2 separate regions of the Homo sapiens genome follow, and region 1 is linked to region 2. A link is a contact called in ENCODE Hi-C or POLR2A ChIA-PET data. All regions are on one chromosome and are shown on one strand. Each heading gives the region's core, a stretch centred on a gene start or an enhancer-like site at or near the end of the contact. The rest is flanking DNA. Distances are from core to core; before and after follow the strand shown.

What was found. Hi-C counts contacts between places; a loop is a spot of excess contacts on that map. ChIA-PET counts read pairs that join two places held with the same protein, here RNA polymerase II (POLR2A). Pooled maps may share reads with other maps.
Region 1: a pooled map shows a loop between it and region 2 (9-fold over the local background). The contact joins the promoter of POLD2 here to the promoter of BLVRA in region 2. A Hi-C loop is called at or near these places in 6 of 50 pooled maps. POLR2A ChIA-PET finds 5 or more read pairs at or near these places in 2 of 52 experiments (CD4-positive, alpha-beta T cell and Panc1).

The regions. Positions count from the first base shown.
Region 1 is chr7:44,121,794-44,126,071 of GRCh38, reverse strand. It overlaps POLD2 (DNA polymerase delta 2, accessory subunit), which reads left to right and starts at 2,524. Exons shown (of 11, transcript NM_006230.4): 1 at 2,524-2,561; 2 at 3,963-4,238. The coding sequence starts at 4,019. It also overlaps the pseudogene RNA5SP230. RefSeq lists enhancers at 1,859-1,918, 1,438-2,342 and a silencer at 2,129-2,838.
Region 2 is chr7:43,756,883-43,761,052 of GRCh38, reverse strand. It overlaps BLVRA (biliverdin reductase A), which reads right to left and starts at 2,373. Exons shown (of 8, transcript NM_000712.4): 1 at 2,319-2,373. It also overlaps the pseudogene LOC107986727. RefSeq lists silencers at 1,949-2,268, 2,279-2,668 and a cis regulatory region at 3,690-4,170.

The DNA of each region.
Region 1 (4,278 bases), core at 1,275-3,774, 360 kb before region 2:
CGAAAAATACAAAAATTAGCCAGGTGTGGTGGCACATGCCTGTAATCCCAGCTACTTGGGAGGCTGAGGCAAGAGAATCACCTGAACCCAGGAGGCGGAGGTTGCAGTGAGCCGAGATTGTGCCACCGCACTCCAGCCTGGGTGACAGAGTGATACCCTGTCTCAAAAAAAAAAGCCGAATAAACGAATAAAGATCTCATCTATGGCCGTACCACCCTGAATGTGTCCAATCTCAGAAGCTAAGCAGAGTTGGGCCTGGTTAGTACTTGGAGGGGAGAAATAACGGTCTATGCTAAAGGAAAATTCAGGTGCAATTAAAGTAAAATTAATTATATAAAAGAGAATACATTAAAAGCTAGTATTATTGTAACTTTGGTTTGTAATTCCACCAAGTGGAATTTGTTCCTGAAATGCTAGAATGGTTCAACATAAAAATCAATAAATGTAATAGACCACATTAACAGAAAAAAAACCCACACGGTCATCTCAATTGATGTCAAAAAAGTATTTGACAAAATTCAACACTCTTTTGAAAGAAGAAAAAGCTCAACAAACTAAGAATAGGAGGAAACTACCTCAAATAATAAAATCCATAGGCCAAATCCCCAAACTCACAGCTAGCAACATATTTAATGCTAAAGACTGAAAGCTTCCCCTTTAAGATCCGGAATAAGACAAAGATGCCCACTTTCACCACTTCTACTCAACATAGTATGGGAAGTTCTAGCCAGAGTAATCAGGTAAGAAAAAAGAAATAAAAAGCATCTGAATTGGAAAGGAAAAAGTAAAATTATTTGTTTGCCCAATACATGTACAATGTTTCAGGTGAAGGCTCAGAACAGTACAACCTTACCAGCAAGAGTCCTGCTGTCTCTGTGTGAATCCCAGCTATTACTCACTAGCTACATGATCTCTCTTGCCCTCCCTGCCTCAATTTCCTCATGTGTAAAGTGGGAGAAAAATAATAGTTCATGCTTCAAAGGTTTTTTGTTTGTTTGCTTGCTTTGAGACAGCGTCTGGCTCTGTCGCTCAGGCTGAAGTGCAGTGGTGCAATCTTAGGTCACTGCAACCTCAGCCTCCTGGGCTTAAGCGATCCTCCCACCTCGGCCTCCCAAAGTGTTGGGATACAGGCGTGAACCACTGTGTCTGACCCAAAGGATTATTTGAGGAGCAGATGAATTAATGTGTCATAACCTCAAAGCAGTTGCAAAGGCGTTTAATAATTAAAATATCACATTTTAAATTAAAATATAAGGCTGGGCGTGGTGGCTCATGCCTGTAATCCCAGCACTTTGGGAGGCTGAGGTGGGAGGATCACTTGAGCCCAGGAGTTCCACACTAGCCTGGGCACCATTGGGAGACCCTGTCTCTACACACACACGCACACACACACACACACACACAAACTTAAAGTAGCCAGGCGTGGTGCTGCGCGCCTGTTGTCCCAGCTACTCGGGAGGCTGAGGCGGGAGAATCACTGGAGCCTGGGAGTTCGAGGCTGCAGTGAGCCGAGATCGCACCACTGCACTCCAGCCTGGGCCACAGAGCAAGACGCTGCCTCAAACAAACAAACAAAAACAAAAATTAAAATATTAAGTAATAATTAACGAGTGTTAATATCCACTCGTTGTGGAGACAAGACCTGGACTTAGGAAACAGGCCCAGGGAAGTAGCAGAACAGTAGCGCTAGAGGACGCCTGGGAGAATCAGCGCGCGGCGGGAAGAGCCCGGGAAGCTTAGTGGGGAAGCGTCTCTTGATGGGGTGAGGAATTCTATAAATTAGTGGAGATGGAAAAAAAAAAAAAAAAGTATTCCCAAAGTGGGAGACAGCACTCAGAAAGACGTGGTGGTAAGAACGAGTATGAGTAACGGGGACAACGAGGACACTGGAGATTGGGGAGTGTTGGGCTGGAAGCTGGTGTGCAGCTGTGGGCAAGCTAGGGAGGACCCCGAAACCGCCAATGCGTTTCCCGGACGCAGACGCTGGCAGGACGGGAGGAACCCCGAGACCCCGCGCCATCCCTTCAGGAAGAGTTACTTCTCCCCGGCCAAGTTAGTGGGCCTTGGGCCTTCTTTCTGTTGGGATCCTCCTCGCGTGTCGCCATCGCTACAAGTGGGCAGCTCTGCGGGGAAAGCTGGGACGCTGGGGGCTTCACCAAGGAGGCTGGCGGCCGACCACTGGGAGGTCTGGCGGGGTGACGACCACTGGGAGGTTTGGGCAGGGCCTGACGGGGTGACGCGGTCAGCCCACTGGAGGCCGACACCCCCCGTCAGCCCAACCCCTGCACGCGCGGCCGCCAACCAAAGACCCGCGGCGCCGGCCTGCGAGCCCCCGCCCCGCGTTGCCCAGGAAACCGAGGGTGTGGCTCCGCGTTCTCTGGGCGTCCCAGGGACTGGGCGCACAGTGGTCGGCGGGATGAGGCGCCTGGTGACGGACGGGGCGAGGAGGGCAGCGATTGGTGAGATTAGGCGATGGGCGGGGAAGCCGCGCGGGGATTAGCGAGTTGCGGCGATGGGCGGGGCAGGCGCGCGGGGATTGGCGGGATGCGGCGCGCCGCGCGGTGAGTGGGGTCCAGGGAAACGGGGTCAGCTGGGGGTGGCAGTTCCAGGCCGCGAGGCCGGGCTCCTGGGTCGGTGGGCTGGTGTCTTGGCGGACGTCCCGCAGCTGCCGCGTGGATCCGAGCCGGGGCACCCGCCGTGACTGGGACAGCCCCCAGGGCGCTCTCGGCCCCATCCCGAGTAGCGCGGCCTGGCTGCTGCCGCCATCAAGCACGTTCGAGCCAAAAGCTCCTAACGAGTCACTCGTTAGACACGTGTGCGGAGCCTGTGTCCCAGGCCAGTGCTGTCCCGTGGAGATAGATTGCAAGCCGCTAGGGAATTTTTTAACTTTCTAGTAGGTGTACGAAAAAAGTAAAACGAAACAAATCAATTGGAGTAAATCCATAAATATATTCAAACTATTATTTCAATTGTATGTGAAAAAATTATTGGGATATTCTTTGTACTATTCTTAGAAATCCATTGTGTGTCCAACCCAAACATCACAGTTGGACTCACCACATCTCCTGTACTTCGTAGCCCTAGGTGGCTAGTGGCATAAGACACAAAAATCTCAGCTCTCCTGGAGCTTATGGTCTAGTTGGAGCAGGCAGACAATACATTTAAAATATACAGTTTGTTAGAAGGTAAATGTTGTAAACAACAATAACAGTTGAAGTACTGGGGAGAGTTGCAGTTGTAAATCAGATGGGCAGGGCACAAGGTAACATTTGAGTAAAGATGTAAGAACTTGAAGGAGATGGGCAAGTGAGCTCTATAAGTATACGGGAGAGGGGCAAGCAAGAGTTCAGAGGCCCCTTGCTGTGGGGAGGGATCCAAGGTGGAGGAGTGGGAACCAGGAGGGGAGAGGACCAGTGGAGCAGATCTCATAGGCAGTTGTAAGGACTTGGGGCCTTATTCAATGAAATGAGGACACTTTGGAGAGTTTTGAACAGAGCAGTGACTGATTTATGTTTTGGTTTTGGTTTAGTTCTATTATTATTTAATAATAGGCTTATTATTTCACAGAAGTTTTATTTAATAAGGCAGACCTCTTGTCTGGAAATGAGACAGGTGCCGGAGAGCTGGATGGAGGCAGATCGGGAATTCCATTTGGGGCAAACTGAACTTGATTGAGACCCTGGTAGTTGTCCAGATGGAACAGGACACCTGAGTCTAGGGTTCGGGAAGAACTCCAGATGGGACAAACACTCCTAGCTTTCCTTTTCTCTTTTTGGATGACCGCTACAGGGTGAGACATCGGTATCCAGGCACGATAAATTTCCAAGTGGACACAATGTCTGGTGTCAACTACAGCTGTTCTCCTTCTTTTCCCAGTATCCTTTGGGTGCAGTGAGACACCAGGAGAGCTGCTGCTTTGGGGGATGGACAGGGGCAGCAGGAATGCCTTTGTGTTTTCGCAGTGAACCTCCTTGGCCTGGGCGAAGCTGTGTGGACCAAGCAAGTCAGGAGTGTGGCCATGTTTTCTGAGCAGGCTGCCCAGAGGGCCCACACTCTACTGTCCCCACCATCAGCCAACAATGCCACCTTTGCCCGGGTGCCAGTGGCAACCTACACCAACTCCTCACAACCCTTCCGGCTAGGAGAGCGCAGCTTTAGCCGGCAGTATGCCCACATTTATGCCACCCGCCTCATCCAAATGAGACCCTTCCTGGAGAACCGGGCCCAGCAGCACTGGGGTAAGTGAGAGTTTGGGAAGGTGCTTCCCCCACAGCATCC
Region 2 (4,170 bases), core at 1,124-3,623:
CACGCCTGTAATCCCAGCACTTTGGGGAGGCCATGGTGGGTGGATTACTTGAGGTCAGGAGTTCGAGACCAACCTAGCCAACATGGCAAAACCCTGTCTCTACTAAAAGTATAAAAATTAGCTGGTCATGGTGGTGCGTGCCTGTAATCCCAGCTACTTAGGAAGCTGAGGAATGAGAATCACTTGAACCCAGGGGGCGGAGGTTGCAGTGAGCCAAGATGGCGCCACTGCACTCCAGCCTGGGCGACACAGTGAGACTCCATCTCAAAAAAAAAAAAAAAAGACTCAAGAGGACATTGTCAGGAACTAAGCTCCCCTGTCACAAAGGCACTATATTCAGTGTTTTTTTTTTTAAATACACAAAAAGGTATACACTGTCCATTAATGGAAAGTTTCACTATTTGATTAAAGCTTAATTTGAAGCTGAGTAATGCAATGTCTTTTTCAAATTCCAAAATACATGGCTATCAACTTATTTCTAAAATCTTAAATATATGATTTACCACAAAAAACAAATGGCCCAACCTGTTACTACTGATAAATATATGATCATGTCATCAGAGTCCTGGATACGCCAAAGAGAATCAGAAATGAAAATGCGCGCAGCTCCTGCACAGTGGGATTCCCTGTCAGCCCACGGTTCTGATGGAGTGTCGCCTCTACATAGAAGTCAGTGCAATTTTGAGTATTTTACCAGATTTTCAGTTCTAGAAAAAATGACTGGGAGTAATAAGCAGTGTAGATCAAAAACTAAATACAATTATAACAAAGATGAAAATTAATAGATGTGGCCCAAAGTGGCAAATCTTTGACTTTAATCACATGCTAACTGGATAGGCAGGGGGTACAAAGAATAAAAAAGTAAAGATCGGCCGGGCGCGGTGACTCATGCCACGCCTGTTATAATCCCAGCACTTTGGGAGGCCGAGGCGGGTGGATCACCTGAGGTCAGAAGAATTGCTTGAACCCAGCAGGTGGAAGTTGCAGTGAGCCGAGATCGCGCCACTGTACTCCAGCCTGGTGACAGGGCGAGGCTCTGTCTCAAAAAAAAAAAAAAAAAAAAATTACATATGAAATGTGGGAAAACACACTGAGAATTATTCCTAAAAAAGTTGAAGTATAATTAGAGACCCTATTGTAATTTTTAGCTCTCTGGCTACAGAATTTCCCTTCTGATACTTTGTCTAACATTTGACTTGTTTTTCTGGAATGCATCCCGTTAAGGGAAGGATGAGCATATTTATCAATACAATCTTTTAGGAAATAATTAGGAATATACCAATACCTTTATTTCCATAATTTTAATATCTTCTTGGGAATCGTACTATAGAAATTACATTAATGATGGAAAAACTTTCAGCACAGTATTGCTTCCTTTGTAGGTGGTGATGATGACAGCTAACATTTACTGAATCCTTCCCATGCTGAAAACCCTATTGTAAGCTATTTATGTTCGCTAAGTCACTTATTCTTCAGGGCTATCCTACTAAGTAAGCATTATGATTACCCCCACTTTTACAGGTGAGAAAATCGAGGCAACAAGAGGTTGGTTAACGTGCCCAAGATCAGATCGCACAGCGGTATAATAGGATGGAAAACTCCTATCACATAATGAACGTTAAGTGAAAAAAATTAGTATCCAAAACTGTAAGTCTGATGTCTCATTCTTTTTATAATTTAAGTAGTTTATAAATACCCTCATTATTAGCCATATTTCTGAGCACTTCATATGTAGAGTGCACTTTACAGAACACTGTCATGTAACCCTCACACCGTCTACGAAATAAGTGATAGTTTCCAGTTTCCAAAAACGAAAGCGGGGCTAGGAGAGGCCAAGTGCCTCGCGTGGCGCCTCAGGATTCGCCCCAGCGGAGCAGACCCCAGGGCATCCCAGGCGGGTCCCGGCCGAGCTAGCGGCCCTGCGGTGGCTACGCCCGGGCCCAGCCGCTCGCGCTCCTGGAGCCGCCGGACTACGCGGCACGCGGACGCCGAGCCTGCCCTCTTGGGTCTACATAAAAACCGAAACTACGGGCAGTCTTAACCGAAATGGAGACTTAATTTTTTAGACTGTCTTTTGTGTAGTTGAGAAAGCCCCTTGCCGGGACCCGCGCTGCTGGGCCTCCGACCGCGTCCTCACTCCGGGCCCGGGCGGGGCGGGGCGGGGCAGGCGGCGCCCAGGCTGCGTCCCGGCTCTGGCGGCCGCGGGCCCGGGCCTCCTGCGGGCCTGGGGCTTCGAGCTCAGGCCCTAGCGCTCTATGGAAGCCGCGCGCGACCCCCGCTCCCCTGCGCGCGACCCCCGTTCCCCGCGCGCGCCTCACCTGACGCGGGCACCGCTCTCCGTGCAGCCTCCGGGCGCCACCGGCTTTGCGGACCGGGGCGGGATCCCAGCTCCGATTGGCTGCCCGGCTGGGGGGCGGGGGCCCCGAAGCGGGGTGGCGGAGACCGGGAGGGGACCGGAGGCGGTGGGGAAGGGAGTGGACGGAAGGGGAGGGAGGGTCCCGGCCTCGTGCGGTCGCGCGTGAGATCCTGGCCTCTGTGCCCTGGGTCTGGCGCCTGGGGCCGTAAGAACCGTCCGTGCGCCTGCCCTGTTCTCTGCACCCAGCTTGGTGGCGAGGGGTGGGTGGTGGGTGCCGGCCGACCGGAGGGCGTATGGAAGTGGCTGGGCCCCCTCACGGTGTGCCTGGCCCCCTCACGGTGTGCCTGGCCCCGGCGTGGGGGGGGCAGGCCCGGGGGGTGTCGCATCTCTCTTATCCGCCCCCCACTCACCACGTAGAACCCACTGGATCCCATTGGTATTTAGTGGCCCCGGGCCGACTGAACTGGCGCCGAGGCTTACCTGAGTCCTTCCTGTAAATGTGAGGAGCGGAGGGAATATTCCAGGAGGCCGGTGTCTGCGATGTCCTGCTCTTGGGTAGCTAGGAAGTAGTGAACGTGGTCTAGGGAACTGCCTGGGCTCTTATCCACCTGGGAATGGGTTTGTTGGGGATCCTGATGTGGGAGAAGCCAGGGAGCTTCTAGCCTAGTGGGGCTAGGGGAGAAAACAGGGAGAGGGGTGGATTAGGCTGAAGGAAAGAGATCTCTGATCTTAAAGGCAGCGTTCTGACGGGTAAGGTTGACTGGCATTTTCCCCAACAAAGAGTTCTAGTACCGTATTCCATGACCTGACAAGCCTGTTTAAGTGAGGTTTTGTTGAGTGCAAAGAGAGAAGGCTTGGCTTTGAATTTTTATCTCCAGGCGGGACCTGCCTCCTGAACTCCATACTCCTCTATCCAGCTGCCTCCTTAATACCTCCTCTTGGATCTCTAAAATACATTTCAATCTCAACACATCCAAATCTGTGCCCCTGATCTCTTCCCCATAGCATCACCATCTCGATGGCAACTCCATCTTCCAGTTGTCAAGGCCAGAAACCTTGCTGTTTCAGAAACCTTTCTCTCACATCCCACCTCCAGGGCCCAAAAATTCTGTTGGTTGGATCTCCCTAGCATACCCAGAGCCTGACCACTTCTTACCTCTGCCTCCATCATCTGCTACCTGGGTCATGACAGTGGTCTCTTCCCTGATATCCCTGCAGCCTGTCCCCATAAAGCAGCCAGAGTGACCTTAAAAAAAGAAAGCCAGATCAAATTCCTCCTCTGCCCAAAACCTTCCCAGTGGTTTCCCAAACTCAGAGTAAAACCCAAAGCCCTGCCTGATCTGCTCCTCTGTTACCCCTACAACCTCATCTGCTACTGCCTCCCCACTGGCTCACTCTGCTCCAGTCACTCTGGCCTCCCTGCTATTTCTTATGCAAGGCAGACAGGGCTCTGCTGCAGGGTCTTTGCACAGGCTCCTGTCTGTTTGGAATGCTCGACTACTTCTCACTCTTCCTGATATTTTCTCAAATGCTGCCTCATTGAGAACTACCCTAACCACTCCATTTGAAATTGCCACCTGCCCCACTCCTGAATGACTTATTTCTTTAGCTCCTGACTGAATTTGTTTATTTAGCTTATTGTTTGTTATCTGTCTCTTCCATCCACCCCTCCCTGCTGCTGCCCCTTGGGTCATGATATGTCCTTTCTCGGAAAAATAACTGCCACTGATGAGGTACCATATTTTCACTGGCAAGGCCTAGGACATAAGCCAAACTCTGGGGTCTGATTGTGCAGTCACTTTAAATAAACCACA